Linked DNA regions of Homo sapiens: region 1 is linked to region 2. Evidence: read pairs that join two places in POLR2A ChIA-PET (ENCODE). Cell type or tissue: Panc1. All regions are shown on one strand. Links, peaks and the distances in the headings refer to the core of each region. The heading gives the core; the rest is flanking DNA. Region 1 has its middle 150 kb from the start of PTEN. Region 2 holds the start of LOC105378416 (a long non-coding RNA gene).

Region 1 (16,862 bases), core at 4,421-12,420, 110 kb after region 2:
ACTACAGGTGGGTGCCATCATGCCTGGCTATCTTTTAAATTTGTTTTGTAGAGATAGGATCTCACTATGTTACCCAGGCTGGTCTCAAGTGATTCTCCCACCTCAGCCACCCAAAGTGCTGGGATTACAGGCATGAGTCACAGGGCCCAACAGTGAATTTGTTTTTAGATTCCACATGTGACAGCATATTCTACATGTGAGGTCATATTCCACATATGAGATCATGCAGTATTTGTATTTCTGTGTCTGGCTTATTTCACTTAGTATAATATCCTCCACGCTCATCCATGTTGTGGCAAATGGCAAGATCTTGCTCTTTTTTAGGGCTGAATAATATTCCATTGTATATACACACCACAGTTTCTTTATCCATTTGTCCACTGATTGACACTTAGGTTGTTTCCATATCTTGGCTATTGTAAATAATTCTGCAGTGAACATGGGGGTGAAGATATCTTAAAAAGGTGGTGATTTCATTATCTCTGGGTTTATGCCCAAAAGAGGGACAGCTAGATCAAATGGTAGTTCTATTTTTTCCTACAGTCTTATTTTTTTGTAAGATTTACCCCAGTGGCCTCTCATGCAGGCCTGATCTTTCCAAAAAAACTAGAGAATGGTTTGGGAATAATCTCAGTAACTGTCATTTCTCACACACTAGTCTTTGATGGTGGTTCAGACATTGTGGAATGGTCTTTAGGATTTTCACCTCTTTAGTAGAGCTGCCTATGGCTTCTTTCTTTCTTCACCCACTCTCTTAAAGTAAAAAAAACATGAGTCAGAGTCATCACTAAAGAGAAAAGTCAAACAGTATTAATGCTCTAGAGACATCAAAAGTATTATGAAAAGGAAGTGTTTGAGTGGAAAATATCCACCTATGGAAATAAAACTGCCAGCATCTGAGCGTAAGTATGAAACCCAGTTAATGGATGTGAGAAATGGTGAGAAGCTCTTTACCATGGAGTCAAGTCTCTGGCAAATGATCTTGGATGAATCCAGTTTGCACTGGGATTTGAAACTTTCCATGCTCTTGTATTTCATCAGCTGCTTTGAGTTACTTTTAAAGAAACACATTTTTAATGAGAAATTTTTGACAGAGAATAAATGCAGATGTAATTCTTTGGAACAATTGTTTCCTTTGTTGATGGATTTTTTTTCCACAGTGCCCACTCACAATTAAATAAAACAGTAATTAAAACCCTAAATCCACTCAAAATTATTGTTTCATCAGTCACCTCCAGAGATCCTTCTAATGTCTTTGTGGAAAGAATGTCTTAACAGAGATGCAATGTGCTAAGACACAAAGCCTTAGATTTTTCAAACTTGGAGTAATAAATTCTAAATACGCAAGAACTTTTTAAGTGACTAGAAAATTATTACAATGAAATAAAAACCCAAGGCTATACGCCATAGGATAGCTTAATCCCCTTGGGAAAAAAAAAAGACTGTTTTTTTTTTTTTGAGATTTTTATACAAATTACAAAAACATTGAAAAATTTAGTGATATATATGTTACAGACATAGACCAATACACTTCTCTTCATGCAGACATGAAACTCAGCCTAATTTAGCCATGACATAGTGCATCTTTCTGGGTATCTCCCTAATGGAGACAGGGTGTATTTAAATCTGATGTTCACTCATCAATTGAGTCTTTGAAGCTTCTTAAACTGATTCAAGAATGAGTTCTCCTCCCCTATTTCTTCCTCCTCCTCACTTCCTTCTCCTTCTCTGGCATTCTCCACTTTCCTAAAAGTACCATTATCCTGCCAACAACACAAGCAGGCAACTTCCAAGGGTAACACAGACTGCTTCTTTTCAAGGCCTACTTGAGCCATTTCTCTGTAATTTAATTTCTTTTTCATCTGCTCTCTTCCTGTTCTCCTTTTATTAAAACTACATTATTATTGTTATTATTATTATTGATTGAAATGGGGTTTCCCTTGTCACCCAGGCTGGAGTGCAGTGGTGAGAACATAGCTCACTGCAGCCTCAACTTCCTGGACTGAAGCCATTCTCCCGCCTCAGCCTCCCATGTAGCTGGGACTTCAGGCACATGCCATCACTCTCAGCTAATTAAAAAAAATTATTTGTAGAGATGGGGGTCTCACAGCATTGACCAGGCTCGCCTCAGACTCCTGGACTCAAGGGAACCTCTCACCTTAGCCTTCTAAAGTGTTGGGATTACAGGCATGAGCCACCACACCCAGCCTATTTTCTTATCTTGCGCCAGATCTCCCAATGTCCACTCCTTCCTCACTCTAATCCTCACAACACAGTGTTTCCAAGTTAATATTCCTAAAGGCAGCTAATGAATCACTCCCTCCCTCACTCATGAAACTCTGATACTCACTTTGCCTGCCTAGAGGCCATTACAGGGGTTAAGCCGCAATTTACTTTTTTGGTTTAACATGCGTCTTCCTCCATTTGTGTACCCTTAGCCCCACAGCTAAACTGAATTGTCCTTAGTTTTCCACACATAGTGGCCTCGACCCTCTCCAGATCTTCACTCATGCTATTTTCTCCACAAGGGATGCCACTGCTCTCAAGTCAGCATATCTAAATCCTATCCACCCTTCAATTCCCAATTCAAGAAAAGAATACCCTATGAATTGGGCCTTGAAGGATGGCTGCAGGTTCATAAGAATCCTAGAGTGTTCAGAAAATTTCTAGAGCTGATGTCTATCACATTCAAGCTTTCTCTTTCTGCACTCAGCTGATTTCAGACATTTCTCTAAAATGCTCATTTCCTACTATTAATTCTTACCTTTTTTTCCCCTTTGATCTTTTGTTTACTGAGCAAATGAACTGAGAAGTGAGTATCGCTCATATAAAGAGTTCTGGAGGTGCAAGTGGATATGTCAGAGACAGTCTACCCAGCATCATTTGTAAATTACCAATCACTCACATCTTGAAAGCATTAGTTAAAACCTTCTTGAGGTGATGGAAGATAGTCATGCCTCTTGAGTAGGAGTGTGAAGAGATCTCAGCCCTGCCAGTAAACCCTAAATCCTCAAGCTCTGGGCATTCCCATCCTGCACCAAGAAATTCACACTCCAATTCTATAAGGTTTCCTATGATGAGGAAAACAAATTAAAAGTAACTGGCTGGCACTAAAGACAGAGTTTTAAAGTTTCCACTGCCTGCCTAAATGTGGATTTCCCACATTGCCCATATCTTAGGCCAGGTCTTTTGATTGCAAGAACACTCAAGTTGACACATACAAAGGATTAATATTATGAGAATACATAGGAATCTCATAGATTCCCAAAGACGGTAAACTATAATACATCCTGGTGCCTCATGAGAACTGGAGCTTGGGAAGCAATAGGAACCATGGCCACTTAATGTGTAGGACTTCTCTGCTTTTCTCAGCACATCTGTTTTCTTCTCTTTCTTACCATCCACTGTCCTCTGCTTTCTCAGTCTTTTCTCCCTCAAAACTTTAACTTGTACTTGGTCTCTTAAGATCCAGCCTGCCCCAACTTCACCTGTGATACCTAACTGGCTTAGTCTCTCAGTGTTCCAATTCTTCCTTGCTGAGAGAGCAATGTGATTCGTTTAAAAGCATTTGGGGGTCCAGGTACGGTGGCTCATGCCTGTAATCCCAACACTTTGGAAGGCTGAGATGGGCAGATCACTTGAGGTCAGGAGTTCAAGACTAGCCTGGCCAACATGGCAAAATGCTGTCCCTACTAAAAATACAAAAATTAGCCTGGCATGGTGGCACATGCCTGTAATCCCAGCTACTCAGGAGGCTGAGGCACAAGAATTGCTTGAACCGGGGAGGTGGAGGTTGCAGTGAGCTGAGATCATGCCACTACACTCCAGCCTGGGTGACAGACCAAGACTCTGCCTCTAAAATAAAAATAATAGAATAAATAAAAGCATTTGGAGGAAGGTCACTAGCCTATGGTTGGGTCACCCTTAAGTTAGCTTGTTATGTATATGTGTGAATAGGGGCAGTAGGAATGGGGATAAATACCATAACTATGACCACTCACTGTGAGCAGCTTTTCCTCTCAGAAGGGAGCTGTGGTTAGGGCAGGCTGTGAGACTCTTCACTGGTTCAAGTGGCAAAGGTGCTGGAGGTCTTGAGTGTGGCAGCCCGGAAGTCTTATCAGAGTTTCCTAGATCTACCTCCATGGAATATACTGTTGGGTAGCAAGAACATCCTGAATACTCTCTCACAATTTGGGAAACTAGCCTACTAGGCTCATCTCTAGGGCCTAGTTTTTAGGCCATTGTCTTATCCTGTAGTTAAATACTAAGAAAGACATTTGCAATCATGCACTAATGGAAAGATGGCTCAACTTCCATGACTGCTACATACTTAAAAAAGAGAGAGAGAGAGGTAGAGAGAGTTTCCCACACATAATTCATTAGCCTTGTGTTTAGTTAGAAAGGTTCAGGATGTTCCTTGTGGAAATTGTGAGCATAGGCGTCAACTGGGCACATTCATCAAACAGTATCCACAAAAAAAGCATTTGCCCATGGCCATCGAAAATCCTGAGACTTAGTTCTAAGAGTTTAAGCTTTAAAGAAAATTGCCAAGTATGGTGTATTTCAGAATCAAATCCCCTACTCAAAAAGCAAACACACGCTATGGGGAGGGAGTACAGAAGCTACATCAGAGAGAATCTTCATTAATTCTTCCCCTGCATCCCTTTTTGGCATTTTGAACTGGCAAAGAGAAAACCTGTGATGTCTGTGCCTGGTTATTTCATCGATAAAGAGCCAGGGTCATGGTTTCTATCCTGTTACCCAATTGGCTTCGTTTTGTCCAATGGCTACAGCATGTACCTTGCACTCTAGCCAGAAAGCTGACTCTCTGCAGGGCCTTGTTTTATTTGGGGATGGACTGGGATTTTGGAGAGTGATGAAAATTTTTTTAACATGATGGGAAAGACAAAAAAAATAAACAACTAGAAAAGCACACTTCTGTCTATCCATTTTGCCATCTTCACTGGCTGAAGACACCCTTTTGCTTGTCAGGGTCTTGCTGTTCATCCTGCACTGCAAAGACAATAGGGTGATGATGAAAGAAAACCATGGAGAAAAGGATGACGGTGATCTCCCTCAATTAGGAAATCTATTTATTTTAATAAGTCAAGGGGGGTGAAGGAAGACCTTCTGAATAAAGGTCAAAAAGGAATTTGATAATAATTCAACAGCAATACATAGTTTTTTAAAAATTACTTAGTAACCTAGAAGTAAAGGGAACAAAGATATAACTCAAATGAGATAAAAAATGTCTACAAAACCAGCAGCAAATATTCTATACATGTACAAAATTGAGCCCTATTAACTTTAGTAATAAGGATACCCTCTGTCCCCATACACATTCAACATGGTCTGAAATCTCTAGCCAATAAAATAAGATCATGGAAAGGAAAAAAAAAGATATCCTTTTTGGAAAAGAGATACAAATTTTTATTGTTGTTTTGTTTTGAGACAGTGTCTCACTCTGTCACCCAGGTTGGATGTAGTGGCGTGATCTCGGCTCACTGCAGCCTTGACCTCCCAGGCTCAAGCCATCCTCTCATCTCAGCCTCCCAAGTAGCTGGGACTACAGGTGCATGCCATCACACTCAGCTAATTTTGTTCATTTTTTTGTAGAGACAGGATCTTACTATGTTGCCTAGGCTCAAAGTCTTGGGCTCAAGGGATCCCCCTGCCTTGGCCTCTCAAAGTGCTGGGATTACAGGTGTGAGCCATTGCACCGAGCCTAAAGTTGCTTTTATATAATATCATTCCCTTTCTAAAACACTCAGAACAATTAATACAAAACTATTAGTCCAAAAAAAGATAATTTAATGGGGCAGAAAGTTATAAAACAGGCATAAAATTTTTCTTAAATACAGCAGCAACTATACTGGAATTGGTTCAAGATAATAGACTGAACACAGATGACCGCTGATCCTCCCATCCAAATATTTTTAATATTACAAGGATAAGCCCAACAAGCCCTGGAAAATAGGAGAAAGTCTCATCAGTGACTAGAAATCATGAGTAATTGTTTGAAAATAGAAACATATGCAAGAGAAAAATACTATAAAGACTAGAAGAGCACACAACAACCTCAATTGAGATTGAATAGACACAAGGACTGGAAGGTGCCTTGGGTCAATCAACTTGTGATTAATACTTCATAAGCAAATTTCACTAATGAGCTCATACAAATAGACTATTTGAAAAACTGAATCCAGCAGATTATTAAGAGAATAAAATGTTATGACAAAGTAGAATTTACTCTGTGTATTCTAAGTAAAATATGTAGAATTTATTTTATGTATTCTATGTAGAATACAGGTAGAATATTCCTGTACAGGTAGAATACAGGTAGAATAACAATAACAGATCAAAGTAAATGATATACAAATTTCAATAGTGCTTAAAAGCACTTGGTAAATTTCAATACACATTTCAATTTTAAAAGGAAAGAAACTTAGAAAAGGAATAAGAGGACATTTCTTTAACTTAACAAAAGTTGGAAGGGAATATAGTAGAAGCCTATAGAAAGCACCATTTTAATGCCAAAACATTTTAAAATTCCCATTAAAGTAAAAGATATGGTCCAGGCACAGTGGTTCACACCAGTAATCTCAGCACTTTGGGAGACTGAGGTGGGAAGATTGATTGAGGCCGGGAGCTGGAGATCAGCCTGGGCAACATAGTGAGACCCTGACTCTACGAAAATAAAAAATTTACTGGGCATGGTGGTGCACACCTGTAGTCCATGCTACTTGGGGGGCTGAGGTGGGAGGATCTCCTGAGCCCAGGATGTTGAGGCTGCAGTGAGCTGTGATCCTGGTACTGCACTCCAGCCTGGGTAATAGAGTGAGACCCTGTCTCAAAAATAAACAAATAAATAATACAAAGCACCAGAAAACCTGCCATCCCTGCAATCGATAAATATTTTACTAGCCATGCTAACAAATTAAATAAGATAGGAAAAAACTTTTAATGAAATATGTATATGAGAAAGGAAAAGACGTGATGATTCTTTGAAGATAATATAATTGTCTACATAAAGTAACAAATTAGGGGAATAAACTAAGAAATTTCTGAAACTCATCTGAGAGTAAATATGGCTAGTACAAGACCACAAAATTTAATAGAATATCTAATTGTCTATAATAATCAGTTAGAAAGTTAAAAGAAAAAAGATACTGTACTATTCCTAAAGCAACAAACTTGGAATAAACCCAAGAAGAAACATTCAAGAATAATATGAATGACATAAAAGAAAATCTAAATAAATGAAATATACTGTTGTTTTAAATAGAAATTGTGGCGGGTGAAGCAACTTCACTTTGGATGCTACTTCACCAGGTTGGCTTCTGATTAACCCCAGTTCCAAGAGGGCTCTGAGAGTTCCAGTTTCTCTACATTGTCCCTTGCATAAAAGCAGGTACTTACTACTATAAATCCTGCCTGTAGGTCAAACAATCTTGATGTTCTCGTACTTCAATGGCGCTACACATCTCTTCCAAACCACCCCTCTCCTATGGTATATAAGCCCTGGGCCTCAGGGGTAATGGCACAAAGAACTCACCATCTCATCCTGCCCTGTCTGAGACCCAGACATGGCTTCTGTTCCTAAATCCCTGTTAAAGGTTTCTTTCTGAGAAACTAGATTTGTCAGCCTCTTTCTTCGGCCTCTCAGCTTCCTTGAACTTTAGGATAGGTTTGCATACATCTGCCCACTGCAAAACAGAAAATACATTTTTTAATCAAAATTCCAACACAAACTTTTCTGGAAGTTGACGAACTGCTTCTAAATTTTATATAAAAGAAAATGAGGGTTGGGCATGGTGACTCACATCATAATCCCAGCACTTTGGGAAGCCGAGACAGGAGGATCACTTGGGGCCAGGAGTTTGAGACCAGCCAGGGCACCACAGTGAGACCTCATCTCTACCTCTACCAAAAAAAATAAAAAATAAAAAAATTAGCTGGGCATGGTGGAGAATGCCTGTAGTCCTAGATGCTAGGGAGACTGGGGCAGGAGGACTGCTTGAACCCAGGAATTGGAGGCTGCAATGAGCTATGTTTGAGCACAACACTCCAGCCTGGGAGATAAAGCAAAATCCTGTCTCTAAAAATTAATGAATTAATTAATTAATTTTAATTTTTAAAAAGAAGATGAATGAGAGAAGCCAATAATTTTTTAAATAACAGTAAGGGAAAACTTTTTTTTTTTTTTTTTGAGATGGAGTCTTGCTCTGTCCCCCACGCTGGAGTCCAGTGGTGCAATCTTGGCTCACCACAATCTCTAACAAAAAGCCAAGGTTAAAATAGGTAGTATTAGCTAATGAATAAAGAGTTAGCCCACTGATACAAAATATTCAAAAATGCTACATGTCTATGGGAGCTTAAAAATTATAAAAGTAAGCCAAGCGTGGTGGCTTATGCCTGTAATCCCAGCACTTTGGGAGGCCAAGGCAGGCGGATCATGAGGTCAGGAGTTCGAGACCAGCCTGGCCAACATAGTGAAACCCCATCTCTACTAAAAATACAAAAAATTAGCCAGGCATGGTGGCAGATGCCTGTAATCCCAGCTACTCAGGAGACTGAGGCAGGGGAATCGCTTGAACCTGGGAGGTGGAGGTTGCAGTGAGCCGAGATCGCGCCATTGCACTCCAGCCCGGGCAACAGTGCGAGACGCTGTCTCAAAAAAAAAAAAAAAAAAAAAAGATTGTAAATAAAGTAGCATTTCATGGGGAAAGTATAGTTATGATATTATAAAAATGGATATTCATTAGATCACTACCTCGTGCCATACTAAAAATAAATTCCAGATTGATTAAAGAACAAAATATTTTAAAATAAAGTGTAAGGTTAAAATACAAAAAGTATTTTTTTAATCTTATAAATCTTTCATGTGGGTCAGAAAACCCAGAAGCCAAAACCAAAAATGATGGCATCAATTGTATAAAAATTTAAATATGTGTCTGATAAGCACCATAAAAATGTTAAAAGACAATCAACGGACTGAGAAAACATATAACCAACAATGCATAACTACTTACGATTCAGAAAAACTAATTACAAATAAGTAGGGAAAAGACAGGCAACTGCATTGAAAATAAGCAAAAAATTAGAGCAAGCAAGTCACACAAGAAATACAAATAGATGATTTGCTTTAAACATAAGATTTGCTTAACCTCACTAGAGTCAAAGAAATGCAACTTAAAACAGTAAAAATAACTTTTCCCTAAAATATAAAGAATAAAAAGATTAATAGCATCCAATATCAGCAAAGTTATAAAGAAACTTTATTACTAGAAGTAAAATTTAAAATCCCTGGCAAAATCCTTTTGCAGAGCAATTTGAAAGCATGTGACTAGCATTTCCACAATTTCGGAAAATACAAAGAAGCTTGTATAAAGATATTAATTGTAATTGAAGTATTTTATTTAATTGTAGTACATCTCTTTTATAAACTCAAGTCTGCTGACATCATAGGCACTTCTCTTTACCATTCCTCACTGCTAGGCCAGTGGGTTGATTTTTCAGCTTCTGTTGCTAAGAATTCAGTGTTCTAAGAGGCACAGAATATAACAACAGCAAAATTCATCACCTACTTCATTGCCCAGTCTCAGCAGCAGTTTGACTATTCTAAGGGTCAGCTCAGAGTGCCTGTGCTGACCGTGATGGCTTCAACATGAATGCTACTATGACCCAGTTGATAACAAGAAATTGGAAAGTGAAGATCCCCACTGTTTATTGAAATTTCTGCCTATGGATGCAACTCAATTCAAAAAGCATTTATGTAGACACTGCATGGAGTCAGGTTGCCGAGGATGCATGGATAAGCAAGACACAATTTGTGACCTCAAGGAATGTATGTCTTTGTTTTTGCTTTCTACTTAGATGCTTAGTGATAATTGTGATTCCCTGGGCAAAAGCTAGTTTTTCTAAACTAGTGTTTCTCAAAGTAAAGTGTCAGGACCAGCAGCATCAGCATCTCCTGGGAATGTGTTAGAAATGCTGATGCTCAGCCAGGCGCGGTGGCTCATGTCTGTAATCCCAGCACTTTGGGAGGCCGCAGTGGGCAGATCAGCTCAGGTCGGGAGTTCGAGACCAGCCTGGCCAACATGGCGAAACCCCGTCTCTACTAAAAATACAAAAATTAGCTGGGCGTGGTGGTGCGCGTCTGTAATCCTAGCTACTCGGGAGGCTGAGGCAGGGGAATCGCTTGAACCCAGGAGGTGAATATTGCAGTGAGCCGAGATCGCACCACTGCACTCCAGCCTTGGAGACAGAGTGAGACTCCATCTCAAAAAAAAAAAAAAAAAAAAGCTGATGCTCAGGCCCAAACCCAAACCTACTGAATCAGAATCTCTGAGGGGCAGTGGGGGATGATCCAGGTGATTCTGATACACAATTAAGTTTGAGAACCACTACTCACTACTCTATTGGAAGCATTTAAACAATGCCTAGATTTTTTTCCTTGCAAAAAATTTGTTTAAGATTACTTGTGAAAACAAAAGACACCACTGTATAATTTGTATATGGTATTTGAGTGGCACACATTTTGCACATATGGCTTCTGGAAGCATACCATTATTATGAAGCTACCCTATATGGAATGTTCCTTTCGTGGAACTTATTCATTTATTCCTTGATCAGTGCATGATTTATTTCTTGAGTTCCTATTTATCTGACATTATAGATAACATTGCAATGAACAACTTCATATCATATATATAAGGCTTTTTTCTGAATTAGTAACATGGGATAAATGTTCAGGCATGGGATAACTTCGTGGGGAAAAAGAAGAGGGGCATCTTTATTATTCATGCTGCATGTTGTCATGCTGCTTTCCAAACAGGTTTGTCCTCAAATGATGCCAGCTGCCCTGTGAGTGTAAGTTTTATCACCCACTTCCCCACATAGGGCATAATCATTCAATTTTGATATGATTATGTATAAAATGTTGCCTCGAGGCTGCTCTATTCTACTTTCTTTGCTTTCTAATGAGGTTGTAGATGTTTCCCACGTGTTTCTTTAATATTCACATTACTGCTTGTGTGACGCATCTGTGGATGATTACTTGGTTATCAAAAATAGCACTTCTAAAAATACCCACTCAAGAAGTCCCTACTACACCCTGGGAACAGAATTGTGTTCCGGGTGTTCAAGAGTGTGGAATTAAGCTCCTTAAAGATAAGGAATAATTTCTGAGTCAGTAGGTAGAGCTTCTATAGTAGTATGTGAGTTTGGCCAGGATTGCTGCTAGCAGTCTGTATGAATTAGAAAATAATAACAATAATAAGCCAAGGGCAGTGGCTAATGCCTGTAATCACAGCACTTTGGGAGGCTGGGTCAGGAGGATTGTTTAAGGCCAAGAGTTCAAGACCAGCCTGGGCAACATAGTGAGACCCTGTCTCTTTAAAAGAGAGAGAGAGAGAGGTCTCTTTGCAGTCCTATGCCCCAGGCATGAGTTTGATGAACAGAGGATTTTCGGTCCCCATTTGTTCCCTAGCCCAGGTGCCCTTGAACAGTGAACAAGCTGCTTGACCTTATCCTACCACTCAGAGTCTGTCACTCCAAGTTCCTATGCAGAACTCCTCATTTTCTGAAAACCAAAATGAAGCAGAAGGAATCCTGCCATTTCCTCATTTCTAAGGCCTAAGTTTCCTGCACGGTGGCTTCAGGTTTGAGTGGCGTCCCCACCACTTCTGATTGTCTTTTCTGTGGTTTGGAAGGAAGCACTGTGCTTAGGCAGGTTGGATCCTAATAAGGACCCAGGAGTTGGAGATCATCTCTTGCCATGGCTCTTGAAAATAAGTGCCACGTGTGTCACTGTTTCCCATTAGTGACAGTGGAGAGCATATTGCTAAGGTCATTCCAGCAACCTAAGGAGACTCTCTCCCTACAGCTCTCCTTCCCATCGACTTTGGCACTTTCAAAGATCTCTCTACCTCTACCTCGCCTCATGCCTGACCACTGACCTCTTACTAATTCTCCTTATTCTTCCAGATGTTGACACTCCTTTGTACCATCAGCATAACACACTCAAGCCTTTCCCAGGTTACAACAAATATCCTTTCAGCCTTTCTTCTAGCTACTGACCTTTCCCCTTCTCTTAATAGCTGAACTTCTAAATGATTCCTATACAATAGCCTGAAAGTACATGTCCCCTCAAAATTTATATGTTGGAATACTGTGTTAGTCTGTTCTCACAGTGCTAATGAAGACATACCTGAGACTGGGTAATTTATAAAGGAAAGAGGTTTAATGGATTCACAGTTCCACATGGCTGGGGAGGCCTCACAATCATGGCAGAAGGCGAATGACAAGCAAAGTCATGTCTTACATGGCAGTAGGCAAGAGAGAGCATGTGCAGGGGAACTCACCTTTATAAAACCATCAGATCTCATGAGACATATTCACTGTCACAAGAACAGCACAGGAAAGACCTGCCCTTATCATTCAATTACCTCCCACCAGGTCCCTCCCACAACGCAGCGGAATTATGGGAGCTACAATTAGAGATTTGAGTGGGGACAAAGCCAAACTATACAAAATACTAATACCCAATGTGATAGCATTAAGAGGAGGAATGTTTTAGGAAGTAATTAAGTCATGAGGGCTTAGTGACCTTATTTTCAACAGGTTGAAAGGAGTTGCCTTGCCCTTTCTGCTCTGTGAGGACACATAGAAGGCACCATCTCTCAAGAATGAGCCCTCACCAGACACGAAATCTGCTGGTACCTCAATCTTGGACTTCCCAGCCTCCAGAACTGTGAGAAATAGATTTCTGTTGTTTGTAAATAACCCAGCCTAGAGTATTTCCTTATAACAGCAGAAATGGACTAAGACACTACTTCTTCACCTCCCATTCACACTCAGCCCATGGTAATCTGGCTTCCAATACAATAATTCCTCTAGACCAGCAGCTTAACTCCTTAACTGCCAAACCCAACAGACATTTTTCAGTCCTATTTTAATTTGTTTAGACTTGAAATTGTTGATCATACCTCCCTCCTTGAAGCTTTCTCTTCCTCACTTTTCTTGATTCCATCACATGAGAATATGTATGTTCCATAAAGACAGAGATCTGTCTGTGTTTTTCACTAACATATCCCAATACCCAGAACAGTGCTTGACCCATAATGGACTCTAAATAAATATTTATTAAATTAATTAGTTATTCGTTCCTCATTCTCTTATTAATCTAGACATTCTCTCAGTGTCCTTCTACCTCAGTGCTCAGCTTTGAAAGACCAAATAACTAGCCTGGCGCAGTGGCTCACACCTGTAATCCTAGCACTTTGGGAGGCCGAGGCAGGCGGATCACCTGAGGGCAGGAGTTCAAGACCAGCCTGGCCAACATGGTGAAATCCCATCTCTACTAAAAATACAAAAATTAGCCAGGCATGGTGGTGCGCACCTGTAATCCCAGCTACTCGGGAGGCTGAGGCAGGAGAATCACTTGAACTCGGGAGGTGGAGGTTGCAGTGAGCCGAGATCACGCCACTGCACTCCAGCCTGGGCGACAGAACAAGACTTCATCTCAAAATAAATAAATAAATAACAATAAAGACCAAATAACTGAATGCCAACTTCATTGCTACTTCTGGCACCCCTGAACTTGTGCATACTGACAACCATGTGATCACATAGGTTTCCATCATATTTGACCACATCACAGTAGTATAGAAAAAGTCTGTCATTCAGATTTATTGTTAACATCAAAATACTCACTTTCAAATATAAACGTTTGACATGTAACAGAGTGAAAATCTTGAAAACTATATATGCAGAAATTCTATCAGTTAGTTGAAAAATATGTATTACTACAAAAGTAAAATTATAATAATGTCAGTTGTGAAAAGCTGTCTATTTTCACATACAAAAACAATTAAAATATTTCAAATAGTTAAATAAGGAAATATAATATAAATACTAACTGATTTATAATAGTTTATAAGTGTAAATGGTATACTAGCTAGATATCTTTAGCAAGAATATTACATCCTTTGAATCAAAACATGTTTATATTGGCTGGGTGCAGTGGCTCATGCCTGTAATCTCAGCACTTTGGGAGGCCTAGGCAGAAGATCACTTGAAGCCAGAAGTTCAAGACCATTCTGGGCAACATAGCAAGACCCTCTCTCCACAAAAAAAGTTTTTTTTAAAATGAGTCAGGTGTGGTGATGTGTGCCTGTAGTCCCAACTACTTGGGAAGCTGAGGCAGAAGGGTTGCTTGAACCTATGAAGCTGAGGCTGCAGTGAGCCATGATCATACCACTGCACTGCAGCCTGGGTGACAGAGAGACCCAGTCTCAAAAAAAAGCTTATGAAATTTTAAATAATAATAACACAAGTCAAAATGGTAAAGGTAAGATATAATGTTAGTCTTTGTGGGATTTCTTGGTATAGTTGCCCAAGTCAGAAACCTTGGAGTCATGCTGGACCTGGCCTCCAATCTCACCAACTACAGCCAACCATCTTTCAGATGCTGTTGACTCTATGTCCTAAATAGCAATTTATTATCTCCCCTACTTTTCTCTATCCCCACTTCCACTGCCCCCAGCTGAGATATTCATGTTTTCACCCAATTTCTTATGTCACTCTGTGTTATTAGGATAGGCTGAGCAATGGCAACAGATCCAAATACACAATGACTCAACTTATAAGTAAACACATAAATGTTTACTTCTGGCCCACTTAACAGTCCAGTATGTGTTTCAAGACAGTAGGGAGGCCTATTCTGGTGACAGCACTAGTATCTCCATGACTTGGTTTCCAAGATCTCAACTCAGTCAGCCAGCATAAAACCCAGCACACGTGAGGTTTTAATGGGCCTGGACAGAATACAACACAACTCACTTTTGCACACATTCCATAGACTAGACTAAGGTCACATGACCACACCTAACTGCAAGAGAGACTGAGATGTGTGGTCTGGCTGTGTATCCAGGCAGAAGTACATTTGGTGAAAACAGCTGGTGTTCTCTGCCAAATATCTTTTATTTATTCATTTTTCACATTGCTACCAGAGTGGCCCAACATTGAACCTAGATCATATTTGGTGAGTGAGTGAATGAGTGAATGAGCAAGTGATCAGATCAGCTATCAAGATCCTCCTCAAAATTCTCCAATGCCTCTTCATCAACTATAGGGTAAAAATGGTAACTTCTTACTTTTACTGTTCTGCTACTGATTACCTTTCTAGCCTCATTTCATGTCATTCTTCCCCTCTCATACTAGTATTAATGAAACTGGACCATTTGTCGTTGCTTAAATAAGCCATATTTTCTCGTATGTTATGTCTTTACATGTACATTTCTCACTTTTTCACCTGTAAAACTTCCACATATCCCTCAAGCCTCAGCTCAAGAGTCCCTTCATGTTAGGAGCATTCTAGTTCCACTCTTTAATTATACTTAGATATACAATAAATTTTTTCTTCTTTTTGAGACAGGGTCTCACTTTGCCACCCAGGCTAGAGTACAGTGACGTGATCACAGCTCACTGCAGCCTCAATCTCTGGGCTCAAGTGATCCTCCTACATTGGCCTCCCTAGAAACTTGGACCACAGGTGCATGTCACCATGCCCAGCTAATTTTTTTTTATTTTTTGTAGAGACAGGGTCTCACTATGTTGCTCAGGCTATACAATAAATTATGTTAACAATAGTCACCCTATTGGCCAGGTACGGTGGCTCATGCCTGTGATCCCAGCACTTTGGGAGGCCAAGGTGGGCAGATCACCTGAGGTCGGGAGTTCAAGACCAGCCTGACCAACATGGAGAAACCCTGTCTCTACTAAAATTACAAAATTAGCTGAGCGTAGTGGCACATGCCTGTAATCCCAGCTACTTGGGAGGCTGAGGCAGGAGAATCACTTGAACCCAGGAGGCGGAGGTTGTGGTGAGCCAAGATAGCACCCTTGCACTCCAGCCTGGGCAATAAGAGTGAAACTCCGTCTCAAAAAAAAAAAAAAAAAGTCACCCTATTATGCTACAAAAGACTGGATCTTATTCATGTTTGAGGGGTTTTTTTGAGACAGAATCTCACTCTGTCACCCAGGCTGGAGTGCAGTGGCACAATCTCAGTTCACTGCAACCTCTTCCTCCCAGGTTCAAGCGATTCTTGTGCCTCAGCCTCCCGAGTAGCTGGGATTACAGGTGCAGGCCACCATGCCCAGCTAATTTTTTGTATTTTTAGTAGAGACAGTGTTTCACCATGTTGGCCAGGCTGGTCTAGAACTTCTGACCTCACGTGATCTGCCTGCCTCGTACTCCCAAAGTTCTGGGATTACAGGAATGAGCCACCACACCTGGCCCTAGAACTTATTCATTCTAAATGTATTTATGTACCCATTAACCATCCTCACTTTATCCTCCACTCCTGCCACTCTTCCCAGTCTCTGATAAGCATCATTCTACTCTCTATCTCCATGAATTCAGTTTTTAAAATTTTTAGCTCCCACATATGAGTGAAAACATGTAAAATTCATCTTTCTGTGTCTGGTTTATTTCACTTAATGACTTCCAGTTCCATTCATGTTGTTGCAAATGACAGGATTTCATTCTTTTTATGGCTGAATAGTACTTCATTATGTATATGTACCACATTTTTTTATCCTTTTGTCTATTGATGGACATTTAGGTTGTTCATGAAGTAAATTTTGTCTATGCTTGAGCTGATGGATACCCCAATTATCATTATTTCATCATTACACATTGTATGCCTATATCAAAACATCACATGTACTCCATAAATATATAGAACTATTATGTACCAATAATAATTATAAACAAAAAATTTTAATTAAACAAAAAGAGTCCCTTTCTACAGGAAGCCTTTAGCAACACTCCACCTCAGGTTCTATCCCCAGCAAAG
Region 2 (16,862 bases), core at 4,172-12,171:
AAAAGTGCATTATCTAAGCTTCCTATTGTTACAATTTGGCTTTACTAATCATGAGAAGAACATAGTGCCTTGGCCAAGGAGTAATGTGACACGCCACCTGAGCTTATAGAGGAGGCTCAGTGTATGAAAACAAACTCCTCCCACATTGCACAACCAAGTGGGTGGCTGTCATGAGAACCCAGAAAAGCTATTTGGAAGTGGTTCTCTTCATTGAGCTGAGCTCTTTCAACCCAGCACAGCTTCAAGATGGAATGTTTACAAATTCAACATAAGGCCTTAAACCTTGAAGCTCAAGCCCCATATTAGTGAGCTGGTTTTATGGAGACAGAGGGTAGAAAACAAGAGAAGAAGATGTACTGACTATGCTTCAAAGGTCCAATTAATTCTGCATCTAAATCACCTTCAGAGAGAAGGATCTAGCTGGGACACAATGACCCCTCCTCACTTCCCCACCCTTCTTCAACTCTCACCCTCCCAAAGCAAAGCTGGTTAAAAAGCCCCAGACATTTCCTTTCCAAAACTACCCTGAGACTTGGATAAAATCTAATCGCATGACAAAAGAAATTGTATTGAAAATGAAGAACACAATGAAAGAAGAGTTTTCACTATATTGATGCAATCATGCAACCGGCAAGCACTAAGCATCTACTTATGTGAACAGTTCATGCATCAGGAGGCACTTGTTTGCCTCGGGAAAATGACATTATTTATAAGGTGCACACGCCCTCTAAGACAAAGTATCTTGTCAAATGCTGAATATGATGTCTAAAAAGTAATAGATGTTCACATGATGCTAAGTCTCCTGTATCCTGTACCCTGTCAGTAGGGAGACATTAATTGAAGTCTCTATTGTGAAGTCTGTCTTACTGAGCTAAAAATCAACCAGCATCCATTTTCAACAAAATCAATGACATAGGTCCTCTACTAGGGCCACCAGCTAATTTTCCTCAGTTCCAATTTCCTAATCTTTAAATACCCTATTGATATCTGTTCATTTCACCAACAGTCATTCTACCACTACGTAATTATCCCTAGTTCTCTAAGCCCTTCAGTAATTTGACCACTTATAAAACTTGAATGAAATATGAATGTTGTCTTTTTCTTCCTGTGTTTCTAAAAATACCTTCCACTTGACAATACATGATAACATATGCCATCACAAGCACACTTCAAAAGTATGATCTACACAGCACAGGGGAGTCCCCTCAACTCAACAGGGAGTTCTTTGGGAATTGGTTCTAGGAGTTGGTCCATTTGAGGCCATGAAAGTTCCGTGTAGAAACAAAGGTAAAGGCTGAACTTTCTCAGAAAGAAATCATAGAACCACCAAATGCCCAAGCTCAAAGGAATTCCTGGAGACCACAAAACCAGCTAACTCATTTGACAGCTGAGGATACTTTTGGATAAACCAGGGAAGGTATTTAAAATGCTCAAGTCCCAATAACAAGGAAGGGGAAGCCAGGCCAAGACTCAAGCATTCTGATGTCCACACTCTCCTCTTTCTACTGCTCCACACTACCTCTCAATGAGCATTACCATTACTGAATCCCACAGCCTCCTGGACAAGCTTGCCTGGCATTGGCAGTGCCAGGCATTGGCAATGTGTTTAGCCAGTAGTTTAGACAACCCACAGGAAGAGGTGAATGTTCTTTGCTATGCAAGTGCTAACCATCTCAGGTTACTTTCAGACCAGTAATTCCACGTGGCCTTTATGAGAAGACTCAAAAAGTTACTTATCCAGGACCTTGTAGATAATTAATAGAATAATTAATTAGGGGCAGAGTAGAGACTAGATTCCAGTTCTCCTAACTTCCTATATAGCATACTTTCTCCTCCTTTAAAGTCTCCCATGCAGAGAAATCTCAAAGAGGAAATGATGGATTTCAACATTCAAGTCTCAAACCAATCATTTTGAAACCAACATACTATATAATATCCCATCCTACTTGTCTAACGTTGGCCAAAACAATCTCCTTCAGCTGAAACCTTCCTGGTCCCAACTTTTCCTGCTAAAGGCAAACACAAATCCAGCTAAAATAACTGCTACTGCTGTTGTAAATATTGTTAGCACTTGTAGGGCTCCACAGAATGAGAGGTAATTCTCTTTTTATGTGCAGCAGTAGCAAGGGTGTTTAAATGTCATCTTTATTTTGACAGTATTTCAGAGAAAGGCATTAATGCCACATTCTATTTAGATAAATTTTTATTATATTGAAGGCCAGTGCCTTTCCATATTGGATTCTCTTGATGGACAAAAGACTCTGAAATAGCACCCAAAAAAGTATTTTTTAAAGCACTATTGTTCTTATGGAAAAAAAATTTAATTCTGACAACAATGTATAGAGAAGGGTAGCCTGGCAGAATTGCATCAACAACGTCAGTGATTTAAATTTAGTTTTACTTTAACTCATGGCCCTAACACCTTCATTCTCCAAAGACTCCATCCCTGACTAACAGTCTCAATTTCTATGTGGTTTTCTTTTTTACATGTCATGCCTAAGATGTAATGAGTAGTTCAGCCTTTACACAGATTATCAGGTGAATTTAGCAAATGGTACACACAGAAAGAAGGTCCTTTTCCAAAAGAGAGAGAAAGAGAAAGAGAGAGAGTGCAAAGAAATAAATTCTCCTGGTTATTTAGTGCTGGTAAAGAGAGTATCAATTAGCATAGCCCGTTTAAAACCATGATGGTGAAACCAAATTAGAGCCAGAAAATGTTCAATCTTTTTGACAGTCACTCCTGGAAATAACTCCTAGAAAAGTTATGTAAGTAGAATATTCATTCCAATGTTAACCAGAATGGGGAACAGAGGCTTATATGCATGAGAAAATAAGGATGTCCATTGTCATGTTGACTAAAACAGAAGAAGGGTTGTGAGACAAAAACTGGAAAAAACCTCAATATCCAACAATAGAGATATACTGCAGTAAAATAGAGTATCAATGTGATTACATGTGCAGCCATTGAAAATAATTACAAAACTTATTAAAAATATTTTTAAAATGAAACATTCGAGAATACAAAAGAATATGTACGTTTTAATTATAGTAATTTTAAAATATGTCATTCCCTGCTTCAAAGCCTTCAATGGCTCACCACACAATCTCCTTAATATGGCCATTAGGCCCACCTTTGTCTGGTCTCTACATACCCCTCCAACCTTAACTCACCCCACTCCCTAACTGCCCTGGCTCTGAGTGTTTAGAGACCTTAGAAATTGCCTAAACATGTCACCCTCAGTGATCATCTGAGGCATCACTTCTTTGAGAAGGCATCCGTGACCTTCCCCACAGCAAGGCTTTCTATGTCAGCACTATCACACTGCATTGCAATTGACTGTGCACTTTTCAGTTGCCCCAAGTGGACTGTGAGCTCCTTTTCATCTGAGATCTTGTCTATCTTTCTCACAGCTGTGTCCTAGAACCTGGCACAGTGCCTGGCATATGGAGGGGCTCAACAGATGTGCATTGGATGGATGAAAAAATAAAAGAATGATCAGTGAGTGAATCAGTGAAGGAACCAATGAGCAAATATCATTGCTACTAGCCTCTCTGCTTCCCACTTTGAGTGAATAGCTGAATGCATGCGGACCTGTGTTCAACGCGGCAAATGCAGACAAGAAGAGAAGATAAAACATAAGAACCTGTGAATATTGGGGTAATTGAGCTGACCTCATTTTCAAATAGTTTTTAATATTGCGGAGAGTTTTGGGAGGTAAGGGTGTAGCTTTATTGAGATATAATTCACATACCATACAGTTCACCCATTAAAATTGTAAAAAACAATGGTTTTTAGTATATTCACAGAATAATAAAATCATCACCCCAATCAATTTTAGAACAGTTTTATTACCACAAAAAGAGTCCCCCTACTGCCACATTCATTAGCTATCACTCCCCACCCAATCTACCCGTCCTCCTCAGCCCTAAACAACCACTAATCTTCAGCCTCTATTGATTTACCTATTCTGGATCTTTCATTTAAATGGAATAATCTGATATATGTTCTTTTGTATCTGGCTTCCTCCACTTAGCATAATATTTTCAAGGCTCACCCATGTTGTAGCATGTATCACTACTTCATTCCTTTTTATGGCTGAATAATATTCCATCGTATGGACATATCATCTTTTGTTTTATCTATTCATCAGTTGATGGACATTTGGGTTTTTTTACCTTTGGACTATTATGAATAATGCTGCTATAAACATTCATATATAAGTTTTTATATGGGCACAGTATTTTCATTTCTCTTGTGTATATAGCTAGGATGAAATTTCTGGTTCATATAGTAACTCCGTTTAACTTTTTGAGGAACTGCAAGGATGTTTTCCAAAGTGACTGCACCATTTCACATTCCCACCTTCAGTGTATGACTCCAGTTTCTCCACATCCTCACCAATGCTTACCCTTCTGGCTCTTTGATTATAGCCATCCTAGTGGGTATGGAATGGTACTGTGGTTTTAGTTTGCATTTCCCTGATGACTAATGACATTGAATATTTTTATATGCTTTTTGGTCATTTGTATATTTAATATTATTCAAAATCTTTTTTTCAGTTTAGAAAAATGTTTATAATGAGGAATAGTTTCTAATAAATAGGATGTACATAGGAGATCATTCTGAGCTTGTAGTGATAACCACCAAAGGTAAAAAGTACAAATAAGATGGCTTAATGACCTATACTGGACAAAAGAGATAGCAAGCTTCATTCCTGACTCTGGGCAAGTTTCCTAGCTTCTCCAAGCCCTGGTTTCAACATCTGTAAAATGGAATACTAACAATATCTATATGATAGGTCTGGTGTGATAGTTAAATAAAATTTACATGTAAAACACATAGCATAGTCCCTAGCAAACAGTAAGAACTCAATAAATCTTTGGTGTATGAAACTATGGTAATTAAAATTAATCATTTTTTTTAGCTACAGGACTTATGGGAGGCTTTATTATGCAAATTTGCATTATGATTCTCAAAGAAGAAAGAATTTGTTTCCTAAATTTAATTGATCATGGAATCCTTGTTTCATAGGTCGTCTGGCAGAGCAAGTTGTCTAGGAACATGCCCTGGGAAATGCTAATCTACCTCTTCTCTCTTTAACCGACCAGGAAACTGAGACCATGAAAAGAACTACCCAAGATATTTAGTCACTTGATAACAAATCCAAGGAGAGAACCCAAGTTCTCCTCTTCCCCTATTCTTCAATGAAATGCATGAACCCATCACCTTGAGAGTGGGACAAGAAGAAGCCTTGTGTCCACCTGCCCCATACTCCATCTGTTTGGTCCACAAGCTCGGTCCCCACCCTATCAGGCCCATCCTCATATTGTCATGGGCTGGAGCAAGAGTACAAATGGAGGCCCACGTGACATACGTCTAAATGTGTAACAGATGTAAGTCAAGTTGACAAACTGCTGAGGAATATATGTTTCATCCTCCTGCCTTGGCAAGTGAACCTTCATAATGACCTGAAAGGCCAAGTTGAAATTCAGAACCCCTCAGAGTTCCTCAGTGAGCGTGACCCATGAGAGAGGGGATCCTGGAGCCTGAGGCTGCATCCCACTTCCCGCCACCCCTGGCTCTGTCCCACACTGCAAGCACCTTGTTAACATGCAGATAGACCCCTCTGGCCACATGTCCAAACTTCATCCACAGGCTGTTGTGACAGCAACCTCCCAAACCCCTTCAGAACTAGGGAGTGTGCAGGCTGTCAGCAGGATGGACTCTCAGGAAGTCAGACCCAGGAAGAGACCTGGGAGTGAAGTTGGGTTCAGGGCTGTTTGGGCAGGAATATGGGGTCCCAGGCACCTGAAGTCTAGAGGGGCATGGGCTCTGAGTGGATGTTGTCCCTCAGTCCTGCAGACTGAATGCCCTGCAGGAAGAGGTATAGCACGAAGGGGGCCAGAGCACAGCTCTACCGGAGCTGCCCATGTTCAAGGGCAGTGCTGTTCACTCTGCCCATCTGAACGCCACAAGGATTGTTTCAGGGAAGATGCCTGAAAAGAAACATCTGTGAAAATCAGATTGCAAATCCCTTTCCTGAACCATGAGCTTTTTAACTGAAACAGCCCTGCAGCCCCACTGCAGGAGGGTCAGCCCAGAGATTCATGAGCAGCTGCACTGGGATGGCTTCATGTGACACACTGAGGCATCAAGAAGGGCATGCCAAGGTGACCTGGGGAGCCTTCTTTCAGGCCTCCACTACCCCCATTTGGTAAATTCGGGAAGATTAGTAAAAATTGAAAGGAGACTCAAGGCTCACATTATCTCTGGATGGTTTGCTACATGTAAATAATCAGAACTTGATGGTAGAAAGCAGATTGTCCATTATCATTAGTATGATTTCAGCCTGCTTTATGGCTCCTCAGTGAGTTGAAAACATATTTTTAGATTTAATATCAAAACCTGTCAGAATTTCTTTTGTTAAAGCTAACAGAATGATACAGGTCAGATAAATTATTATAAGAAATTTCATTAAGGAAGTGCCATATGTGGCACTATAAAAAAGACAGAGCAGCACATATGGCTAGGAAGAAGGGATGGCACTGTGTCCCCTGCACGTGCATGACACCGTCACGCCCTTCAGCCCCTGTCACTGTGGCCATACTTGAATGGGAAACCCCTCCTCCATCTCCATCCCTGCCTTATGCTGTCCTCTCTCCCCCAAAACCTGTGTTCTGCTGGTGCCCCAACCCCGGAAACCTGACAACCAATTTAATTTTTGTCTGCAGAGGACTTGGATAACAGGACTTCTGATATCCCAGGGAATGGAAACTTTCAAACAGGAGACAAAGAAAATGGATAGACAATTAAACGCAGGGCCCCAAGTCAGATTGAATGCTCTCTCTCTCTCTCCTGCTTGGTATCAGGGGTTAAGAACACCAGTTCTGGTATCAGACTAGCTAGGTTTAGGTCTTGATAAATCAAATCTCACCTTGAATTGTAATCTTCATAATCCCCATAATCCCCACGTGTCAAAGAAGAGGCCAGGTGGAGGTAATTGAATCATCGGGGCGGTTTCCCCCATGCTGTTCTCGTGATAGAGTTCTCACGAGATCTGATGGCCTTACAAGGAGCTCTTTCCCCCTTCACTCGGCACATTTCCTTCCTGCCAGAAGGTGCCTTGCTTCTCCTTCACCTTCCACTATGATTGTAAGTTTCCTGAGGCCTCCCCAGCCATGCTGAACTGTGAGTCAATTAAACCTCTTTCCTTTATAAATTACCCCCATCTCAGGCAGTTCATTATAGCAGTATGAAAATGGACTAATACAGGTCTCTACAACTCCTTCATGTGACAGTGTGCAGGCTGCTTCATCTCAGTAAGTCTCACTTTTCTCATCTGTAGTATGGGGATAATAATATCCATTTCTTCAGGTGCCCGCTGGGAAAACTAAATGAGAAAATGCGTGTTAAAGCACTTAGCATGATGCCTGGCAAAGAGTAAAAGTTCAATCCATATTTATAATTGTCTTCATTTGTATGTCATTTACAGACAATAGCTTTGGTGGAAAAACATACAATTTAAGTTAGGAAATCTGTATCTACCACTGGCTGTAAGACTTTGGCTAGTCGGTTCACCTCTCTAGACCTTCATTTCCTCATCAACAAATTGGGGATAATCCTACCCATCTGGCAGAGTTGTTTCAAGATTCAGGGAGCTACTGAATGGGGAAAGTGCTTGCAAACTATAATGTGATACGCAAGCATAATTTAATGTAATCATCTCCAAGCTATCCCCGAGCCTCTGAAAATGCTGGACAGTTGCCATTTATATGACTTTCTTCCAAATATGGACTGTCCAGGCAGTCGAGTAATAACTAAAAGCATCCTAAGAGTCTAATGATACAAAGCATCAAAACAAGTCAGAAATGTAGAAGCCCCGACTCAAAAGGGTCTGAGATGTACAGCAGAGGCGTGTTCACAAAGGAGCTGCCTCGCTGATTGCACTTAATAGCTTAGCATCCTTCAAATAGGTTATATATATATATTTAAAGCCCAGAAATTGATATTCAGCAGCACAGCTTCCTTTCAGGCCTAGAGTCTATAATAGTTTTGTCCCTTGAAATCATAGCTCAAGAGATAAACCAGTCTGGGCCTCTGAGATGCACAATGGCAGCCATGCTTGGCTAGCCAGATGCGTTCGAGTTTTGCTGATGGAGGATCTGACCACTTGGCTCGGATCATGGAATTTTTCAACCTTCTGGTCCCAGCTCTTGGCTAACTATTATGCCCTCGGAAGGCCCTTCCAGCCTGGTCCTTCTCCAAGGGTAAGTGAGCTGATTACTTACATACAACTCCTCTCTTGGACTCTGAGGCTTGGAGGGTGTTGAGCATTTTATCTTGAATCTCTTACTTTATGAAATCCTCTAGGATATATAAAACAGGAAAATGGAAAGGGAGAATGAGTGTTGAAGAAAAATGAAAGAAAGGAGGAGAAAACAAATGTTCTCCCTGACTCTGCTTCACCTCTTCAGGTGAAGGAGGAGGAAGGGTGCTGTCAAAGTTGCACCAGAGCCAGTTCTGAGAGGGAAGCACTTTGGGGAAGTAGCAGCCTGCACAGCTCAGGGGAGCTGCTGACTCCTGGAGGAGGTGGCCCCTGCCAACGCAGACCCAGCCTTAGCTGGACACAGAAAGGGCAGGATCTTTGGCTCCTGTGGTATCAGAAAGAGGTGACAGACACATGCCTGGAGCAGATTAACCTCAGGCAAAATGGAGAGAGAGGCAGAGCTGAAGTGGGATTACAGACCTCCTCTGCTCTGGTCTTTACCTCAGTTTCCTCTTAGCTGTGGGAAAAAAAAAAACAACCCTCGTGTGTAATTTGAACATTTCTATTCATTGGGTGGTGACTAAGGCTCAGCAGCCCTGAGCCTCTTCCAGCCTCAATTGCTGTCTCTCCTCAAGTTCTCTTTCCCTCCCCACCTGCCTCGCGATGCACAGGTTCCTTCCTTTCTCCTTTCTTTCCTCAGTCCTCTTGCTGCTGTCTCCACTTTCTCCTGCCTCAGACTCTTTCATTCAAACCCTTCTTTCCTGTTCACCCTCCTTCCTGCTCCCCCTCCTTCCTGTTCCCCTCTCCTTCTTGTTCCCCCTCCTTCCTGTTTTCCCCTCCTTCCTGCTCCCCCGCCTTCCTGCTTCCCTTTCCTTCTTGTTCCCCCTCCTTCTGCTCCCCCTCGTTCCTGCTTCCCCCTCGTTCCTGCTTCCCTCCTCGCTCCTGCTTCCCCCCTCGTTCCTGCTTCCCCCTCGTTCCTGCTTCCCCCCTCCTTCCTGCTTCCCCCATCCTTCCTGCTTCCCCCTCCTTCCCGCTTCCCCCCTCCTTCCCGCTTCCCCCCTCCTTCCTGCTTCCCCCTCCTTCCTCGCTCCTGTCCCCTTCTCTCTCAGTTCCCCTCCTCCTCTGTCCTTTTGCTGTCCTAGTCTACCTTTCCTGTTCTTGTCCTACCGCTTCAAGATGCCCTGGTGGGGACTTTCTGATTTCTCTGTTTCTGGCTTCTAGAACTTTGAAGGTAATTAAAATCATATTCGTATATGTATCTGTCAAAAGTCCCCAATATTGGTGGGGAAAGAATTAGGCAGGGGAAATGGTGATTCATGTTTAAATAAGTAAAATAAGTATAATAAAACCACTTTATAGTAAATTTTCTAAGATTGCAGACTACTTTTTATATTTCTTGTGGTTTCCATAGAGCCTAGCATTGTGCCTAACACATAAAAAATGCTCAATAAGTATTTGTTGAATGAGTGCCTCAACCAATGAATGTATGAATATGGAAACAAAATGTGGTTTATTTCATTTAAGCACATATAGCCACAGTGTCAATTGAGCCAGAAAGCAGGGATGTATGTCTTTAAAGAATCTTGGAAATCCTTGATGGAATGTACCTATTCACTTATAATTAGCATAAGTATTATTAAAATGTTGCCCTCTTCAATGGGCTAACATTTTCCTTGTTTACATTACTAATTTTCTTGGCAAGCCTTCTTTCACAAATACAGGTCAATCCCAGCTACAAGTTCTGTACACAAAGCCGCTGACTCTGCTGGTGTCCCGTGTTGACACTGGATTACTTTACCCATCTCCTCTGCACCTAACTGGTTCATCTGCAGGATTCATCTAACTCATCCTTTCACAAATGTTTCTCTTATGCTTCTTTGTGCTAATCTTTATGCTGAGTACTTCACATATATCATCTCATTTAATTCATACAACCTCTGAGGAAGGCATATTATTATCCTTACTTTTCAGATGAGGAGCCTGAAGCTAAAATTGATCAAGTATCTTCACCAGTTTTCCCAGTTTGCCTACCACAAAAGTAGTTCCTGGCATGCAGGCCTTGTGGTTTTCAAACGAGGACGGTCCCAGGCAAGCTGTCCCAGTTTGACTGGGACCGGGGAATTTCCCAAGACATGGGACTTTCAGTGCTAAAGCTGGGAATGCCCTAATGCACACTGGAAGAGTTGCTCACCCTACTCTAGTCATGTGCCCAGGGCCATTAGAGTCAGGATTCAAAACTATGTCATCTGATTTCAAGGATCTACTTTTAAATAGCCTGCCCTGCCCAGCCGACCACTAGTCCTACATTTCTAGCTGCTTCAGAGACATCCCACAGTTACCTCACACCCCAAATACCACCCTCTAAAACATCTCTCTTCCCTTTAAGCAAACTGTGCTACTCTGTTAAGTAACATCTAAAGGTATCCTTATAATCACTTCCAAATTTCTCAAATCCTTCCCTCCTTTGCTTTTCCCTTTACTAGCACCCTGGTCCAGGTCTTCAGCGCCTGAATTCCCACAACCAAATTGTTTCTCTGCCTCCAAGTGTCCACCCTGCACATCATCCTCAGATTTATTCCTTAAGAGGGTAGACATGAAAGAGAATTCACAGTCCAGCCTTGTATCTGACATGTTAAAAAGCTAAGGCAAAGAGAATTCAATAGCGCCTCCAAAGCTGCATCAGGGCAGAGCCCAGTATAGCACCCACATCATCCTCACCCACAGGCCCGTGTACTTTCCAAAGCACCTACCCTTGCCTCTCCTGTGTTTCCCTTTGGCCACAGAGCAAGTCCAAATTCTGCATCTGAAAACATTTCAGCCTCCTGGTCCTACCTACAATTCTACCAAGTACCCTCTCTGCTCTGCTAAGTTTGTCTGGCCTTTGCAGCTGCAAACCTCTGGACCACCTCTGCATCTTCTCTTCTGTTTTTGCCCACCTACTTTCCCTCCATCACTGAGGAGGTTTTTAGTGAGCACCTATTATGGACAAAGCCTCTCTCTAGTGAAAACACAGAAGAAGACACAGTCCCCAAAACAAACAGCTTTCACTCTGGCTCAGGTTTCACTTCCTCATGACCCCTCCCCCAACCCCTTTCCTCATAACTTTCCAGAATACACATTTTCGGTACCAAGACTTTTGGCATTTAAGCTATTGAATCCAATTTTTTATCTGTTCCATGTAGGTGGGTCTCAATTTCTTAATAAGACTGTCAGGTCTTGGATATAGTGATACTGGAGAGCCTTTCTTCCTGCTCCCCACAAGACATCTGACCTTGTGATGGGTGTATAATCACTGCTTGACAATTTCTTGTTGAGCTGAATTAAATTGGTCACAACAGATTCTCTACTACAAACCATCCTATGCAACATTTTTTTTCTCTGATTCCAGTGTACATAGCAGTCATTCTGCCAAAGAAAAACTTGACTGCATATTCTTTTCATTGCAGTCTAGAAGGGCAAGAGCTGACATCAAATTGACCCACTTACATTTCTTTTTCCACTACTAGGGAGGAACCCACCTCCTTCCGTGCTCTTCCTCCTCCCCCAGACATCTCAAAGAACCTAATCACCATCTTCTGAATCCTCCCTGTCACCTTCCGCCCCCTCAGCCAAATGCACATACCACCTCAAATACTGAACCGCAACTCAGATTTTTAAAGTTCAAGAATGAAGAAGAAGAACCAATTGACTCATTTTTCCTTGATTCAAAGTGCTGTGGGTTTTCTAAAGCAGCCCCGACACCCCTTATGTGGGCCTATTTCTGCAGCCAGGGCAGACCAAGGGGCTCCTACTTCCCTAGCCAGATTGAACAATGAACCATAAATTACACAGCCTTGATGTGTGACCTTGGGCAAATAAGTCGCTTCACTGCTCTGGGCTTAGGATTCCTCAGCTACAAAGGGAGGCGCTTCTCTGTGGGCTGTCTGAGGACCCCTCCACTGGCACATTCTATGACTCTGATTTCTTTCTCACTCCTAGATTCCCTCCACAGAGCAACCTGCTCCAAGAACAACTCCAGGCCCAGTAAATCTTCCCTTGCCAACACAGCTCTACCGCTGCCAGTGCAAAAGGTGGAAAGATGATTTCTTTTCTTTGTTTTGTTTTGTTTTTAATAAGTTTCATGCTGAGAAAAGCTCATGAAAACTGCTAGTTCACCCAGGATGGAAAGACACCCCCAGTAGAAGGGCAAACAGAGCTCAGGGGCTCTTAGTTGCCCTATGGAGGCAAAGTGACTCTAAAAGCTTTGTCAGTTTGATTTCAGTGGCTCATAGGATTCTTTGAGCCATTTGCCCTCTCAAAATAGACAGTAAGTAGACAATGAGTAGGTCCTCAGAAAAGCCACTCCTAGTTTTGGTATTTTGTGGATTCTTTATTTGGATGACACACAGGGCATCAGTTCCTATTGGCCTTTTCTTGAATAACTTGCTTACAAAGGAGAAGGAAATGCTGCTTAAACCACAATTGCCTTCCATGGAGAGCAGCTCTTCATAAATAAGAAACCCTTTGAATCTGCTGCGTACCTTGATGAGTTTGGATATGCAAAATGGACCCAGAGCAAGATGTGGAAAGAAAGGCAGGGAAGAGTTGAATTGCTCCGCATAACTAAAAAGAAAAATTGGAATTTGTCAGGAGAACCCAGGAAGGATGAGGATGAGAAAAAAGAGAGAAGGCTGGAGAGAAGAACCAGCAATTTGAATGAGGCTGAGGCTCTATGTGGGGTGCAATGGCCAGTGAAAAATCTCAGGGATGGGAAGGCAGAACTTGGATGACTATTTTCATATGTGGCTGTGTGCTGTTGCAATAAGACCGTCTCCATCCTCCTCTTAAGTCTACTCTAAAATCTTCTCTGCAAACTTTCATGAATAAGTGGGGATTTTTGTTTGTGTTGGTGAACTCAGGGAAGAGGCTCAATTTCAGGTATGAGTCAACATGGATTAGAACAACAGAAAGCATAGAGCCACAAATTTAAAAAGCAGGAGTTAGAAGCCAGGAGTGATTACAAGACAGTAATCCCCAAGGAATTTGGAGAAATTGTGAGATGCTCACAGTGTATTGAGTTGGTGGTTCAAGCTTATGTTTTCTAAATACCAAATGGGAAAGAAATTTGGAATTTGTTGGAAGAATCCAGGAAGGATGAGGATGAGAAAAAGAGAGAATAATGAAGAGAAGAACCAGCAATTTGGATGAGGCTGGGGCTCTATGTGGGGTGCAATGGCCATGCACATGTGTGTGAATGCACACACACACACACACGAGTGGAAAAAAAAATCTTGAAGAAAAGGCCGAGGGAGAATATTTGACCAGCCCAGGTACAGGGGAAACCTCACTAAAAATGAGCTGCTGCTCCCTGGAATCTGAGGGCTCTTCTCTAAAGATAGAGCAGATAGAGCCTTGGGCAGATAGAGCCTTGGTTCCTGGCTAGGCAACGAAAAGGCAGCATCAAGAGAAGAGGCAGCTGCTGGCTGCAAAGGAGTGTGGATATGCAGGCCAAGCGCTGTCCACAGTGAAGGAAGTTAACCAGGAGATTGTGATCAGATGAGGTATGAATTTCTCTTGATGGTTCTGTGTTTTATATAGAATATTTGGAAATGTCTAAAAATCATAGCACCTCAAAGTTGGAAGACAGCTTCCCCCCTATAAACAGTCACTGTTAAAGCTATTAAAGAGTGTGAATGTACATTAGGAAAAACTGAACCAAGAAAGAGACCCGGGAGGGTTTGATGGTGGGAAGAACCAAATTCCTGCCAACCAGAATAGAATCCCAGAGAAAAATGGATGCTAGCCAGAGAAATAGCCCCTTCCATAGATTGTTATCTAGGGAGAAACAGAGGGAATGAGGAGGAGTCCAGCACAGCCTCAGACAGACATATCTGGGCTCTAAAGCACCTCCCTTTCTATGTTTTATGTCTTTAGTTTCATTCATTTTTTCGCATATATTTACTGAACATTCAGTACAAGCCAGGTACTTTTCTTGATGTTAGGGAGACAGAGATAAAATAATCAGATAAGGCTTTGTTCTCTTGCATTTAACACAGGCAATAAACAAGAGGGAAGAACATGAATGAATAGGATTTAGATGCCACTAAGTATCCTATGAGTAAAATAAAGCCGACACTTGTCACGAACAGTGACTTGGGACAGGGCCTGCTTTAGGAAGAGTGGTCAAGGAAGGCCTCTCTGAGGAAGGCTCCTCTGAGTTGCAATAGAAGCAATGAGAAGGAATCAGCCTTAAGAAGACGTTGGAGAAAGGCATCCTGAGCAGAGGGGAGGAAATGCAAAGGCCCTAGGAGGGCAGGGGGCAGGCAGGTGGGGTGGAGCTGGAGAAGCGCATCTGGAGTAGAGGCTGAGAACAAAGCCCAGGGGCAGGTCCTGCAGGTCCCTGAAAGCCATGATGAAGCCAATCAAAGTGGGCAGCCATCTGGTGCACCGTGGCGGAGAGGAGTTTCCTTCCTGCACTGGAGGAGGCCACTTCTCCGAGAAGAGATGCATGGAGTGAGCTCTGCACCCACACAGGAGACTCCAGGAGTGGTGCTTACAGCGAAGAGCCACCAGATGGCTCCATGAAGAGATGGCCCACTTTGCTTTCTCCTGCCATTGCTGACGCTTTTCCTGTTGTAAGGTAGAAGCACTTTTTCCCATTGAACGAAAGCTTCTTCAACAATCAGCCACTTTCCTTTCCTTTTTTTTTTTTCAAACAAAATGAACCAATAGCAGCCAGTAAGTACAACAGGGCAGGCCAAATAGAAACCATCTTTGCCATCCTGACAGCTAAAATAAACAACTCCTCCTAACCAGGGGGCTTCCTCTGGGCTCCATTCCTAAGCTCCCCTTTTCTCAAAGTGCTGTGCTCAGTCCAACAGGCTGGATCACCCTCCTTTCCAGAAAGTCAATCCTAGGAAAAAGGAATGCCTAGCCCAGGCCACAGGCCAAACTTTAACTCTCCAAGTAGATTACCCAGGAAGTAATAACATCTGAGCACTTAAACAACTCACTGTGACAGTGTGCATGAGAACATGGGGCTGGGAGAGCAAGAGGAGCTTCAGAATAAAAAGGCAGACAGGATGGTGGCTACTTTCACAAAGGTTTTCTTGCAATAGTATGTATTAGTAAATCAAGTCAAGAATCGCTCCAGACTGTCCAACGCCCACCAGCCCTGGAAACTGTTGTTTGGTGTGAAAGAAGGAGCTTCAGAGAGCAGCACACAGCTGGCATCAAGAAGCAAAGGTCTGCAGGACTTGTCAGTGAGTCTAATGAACTCATCAAGGAGCCACAGGGCCCAAGGCTTTTCAGGACACTCTGAAGAGTCAACAGGGAAAAAAAATAGCCCATCTTTAAGGAGCCTGCAATCAAATGTTGGTCATGAGAACTCTTGCCCAATGGAATTTTTTCCTTCTTTTTCATCTGTTGGAATTAGTCTCTCCCTCCCCTGAGCTCCCACAGTACTTGGTCCATATTGTAGTTATACCCAGACCTGTGTCCCTCAGTAGATGGAGAGCTCCCTGAGCCCAGGCCTACCTGTCATCCACATTTGTGTCCTCTCACCCACTCAGGACCTCCCATAGAGCCTGGTGCCTGGCTGGCCCTTCACAAATGCTCATTGAACTAAATTTTGATGTGGAAACAGGAAGCCCAACCACAGGGCCCAGGGGAGAGTCTGTGAAGTGAGTGAAGCGTTGAGTTACATTGGATCTGAAAAGTACTCTTCTTAGCACTGACAAGGCCTAGCACATGGTCAGCCCTTAATAATGGTGTTTTGTTGTCTTTTTTTCCTCCTATGAGGTAGGATTTAAGAAGCTTAAAAAAATTTTTTTTGAAGTTCTCTTTTCCCTCAAATCCCTCCCCTCTCCCTGACATTATGCCTATAATCTCTAAATGAGTCAAACTAGTGAGATAGGGCAGTGAAGGGACCTATGTTAAATGAAATCTGGGACGGCAACTTGTGTGGATATTATTATCCCCTTATGGAAAATGAGGAAAACGAAGCTCAGAGAGGCTAAGTAACTTGGCTACTGTCACACAGTTTGCAAGTTGCTAAGCCAGGATTTAATTCTAAACCTGACTTCACGATAGTCCTGCTGCCGCTGCGTTAGGCCAACCTTGCATGGTGGCATGGAACCAGAGCAGAGCTTCCTAAAGTGGGCGTCTGTAGGGGGATCATGGATTCTCTCCAAAATGCACATCTCAAGGTTTCACCCTTACCTACTTAAGTCAGAAGAAAGATCTGGGAGAGAGAATTGCATGTTTCTTTTCTTTTCTTTCTTTCTTTTTTCTTTTTTTTTTTGTTTTGAGACAGAATCTCACTCTGTCGCTCAGGCTGGAGTGTGGTGACGTGATCTCGGCTCACTGCAGCCTCCGCATCCCAGGTTCAAGCAGTTCTCATGCCTCAGCCTCCCAAGTAGCTGGGACTATAGACATGCACCACCACGCCTGACTGATTTTTTTATATTTGTAGTAGAGATGGGGTTTCACCATGTTGACCAGACTGGTCTCGAACTCCTGAGCTCAAGAGATCAACCCGCCCCGGACTCCCAAAGTGCTTTGATTACAGTTGTGAGCCACCACACCCAGCCAGGATTGCATTTTGATAAGCTCCCC

Evidence for each region. Peaks named below come from ENCODE experiments on the same cell type or tissue, not always from the same donor. Only the 100,000 strongest peaks of a DNase experiment are listed, where the experiment ranks them.
Region 1: POLR2A ChIA-PET joins it to region 2 with 12 read pairs; 3 of 35 experiments call an interaction of 5 or more read pairs at or near these places.

The regions. Positions count from the first base shown.
Region 1 is chr10:88,007,087-88,023,948 of GRCh38, reverse strand. No RefSeq gene overlaps it. Among named protein-coding and RNA genes, the nearest start is that of PTEN, 150 kb to the right of the region's middle. RefSeq lists an enhancer at 16,700-16,862. In Panc1, for the core only: no CTCF peak of the experiment used is centred there; no DNase peak of the experiment used is centred there.
Region 2 is chr10:88,112,489-88,129,350 of GRCh38, reverse strand. LOC105378416 (a long non-coding RNA gene) reads right to left here and starts at 9,038. Exons shown (of 3, transcript XR_946178.3): 1 at 8,921-9,038; 2 at 8,290-8,367; 3 at 3,707-7,391. RefSeq lists an enhancer at 14,497-14,836. In Panc1, for the core only: a CTCF peak has its summit at 10,910; no DNase peak of the experiment used is centred there.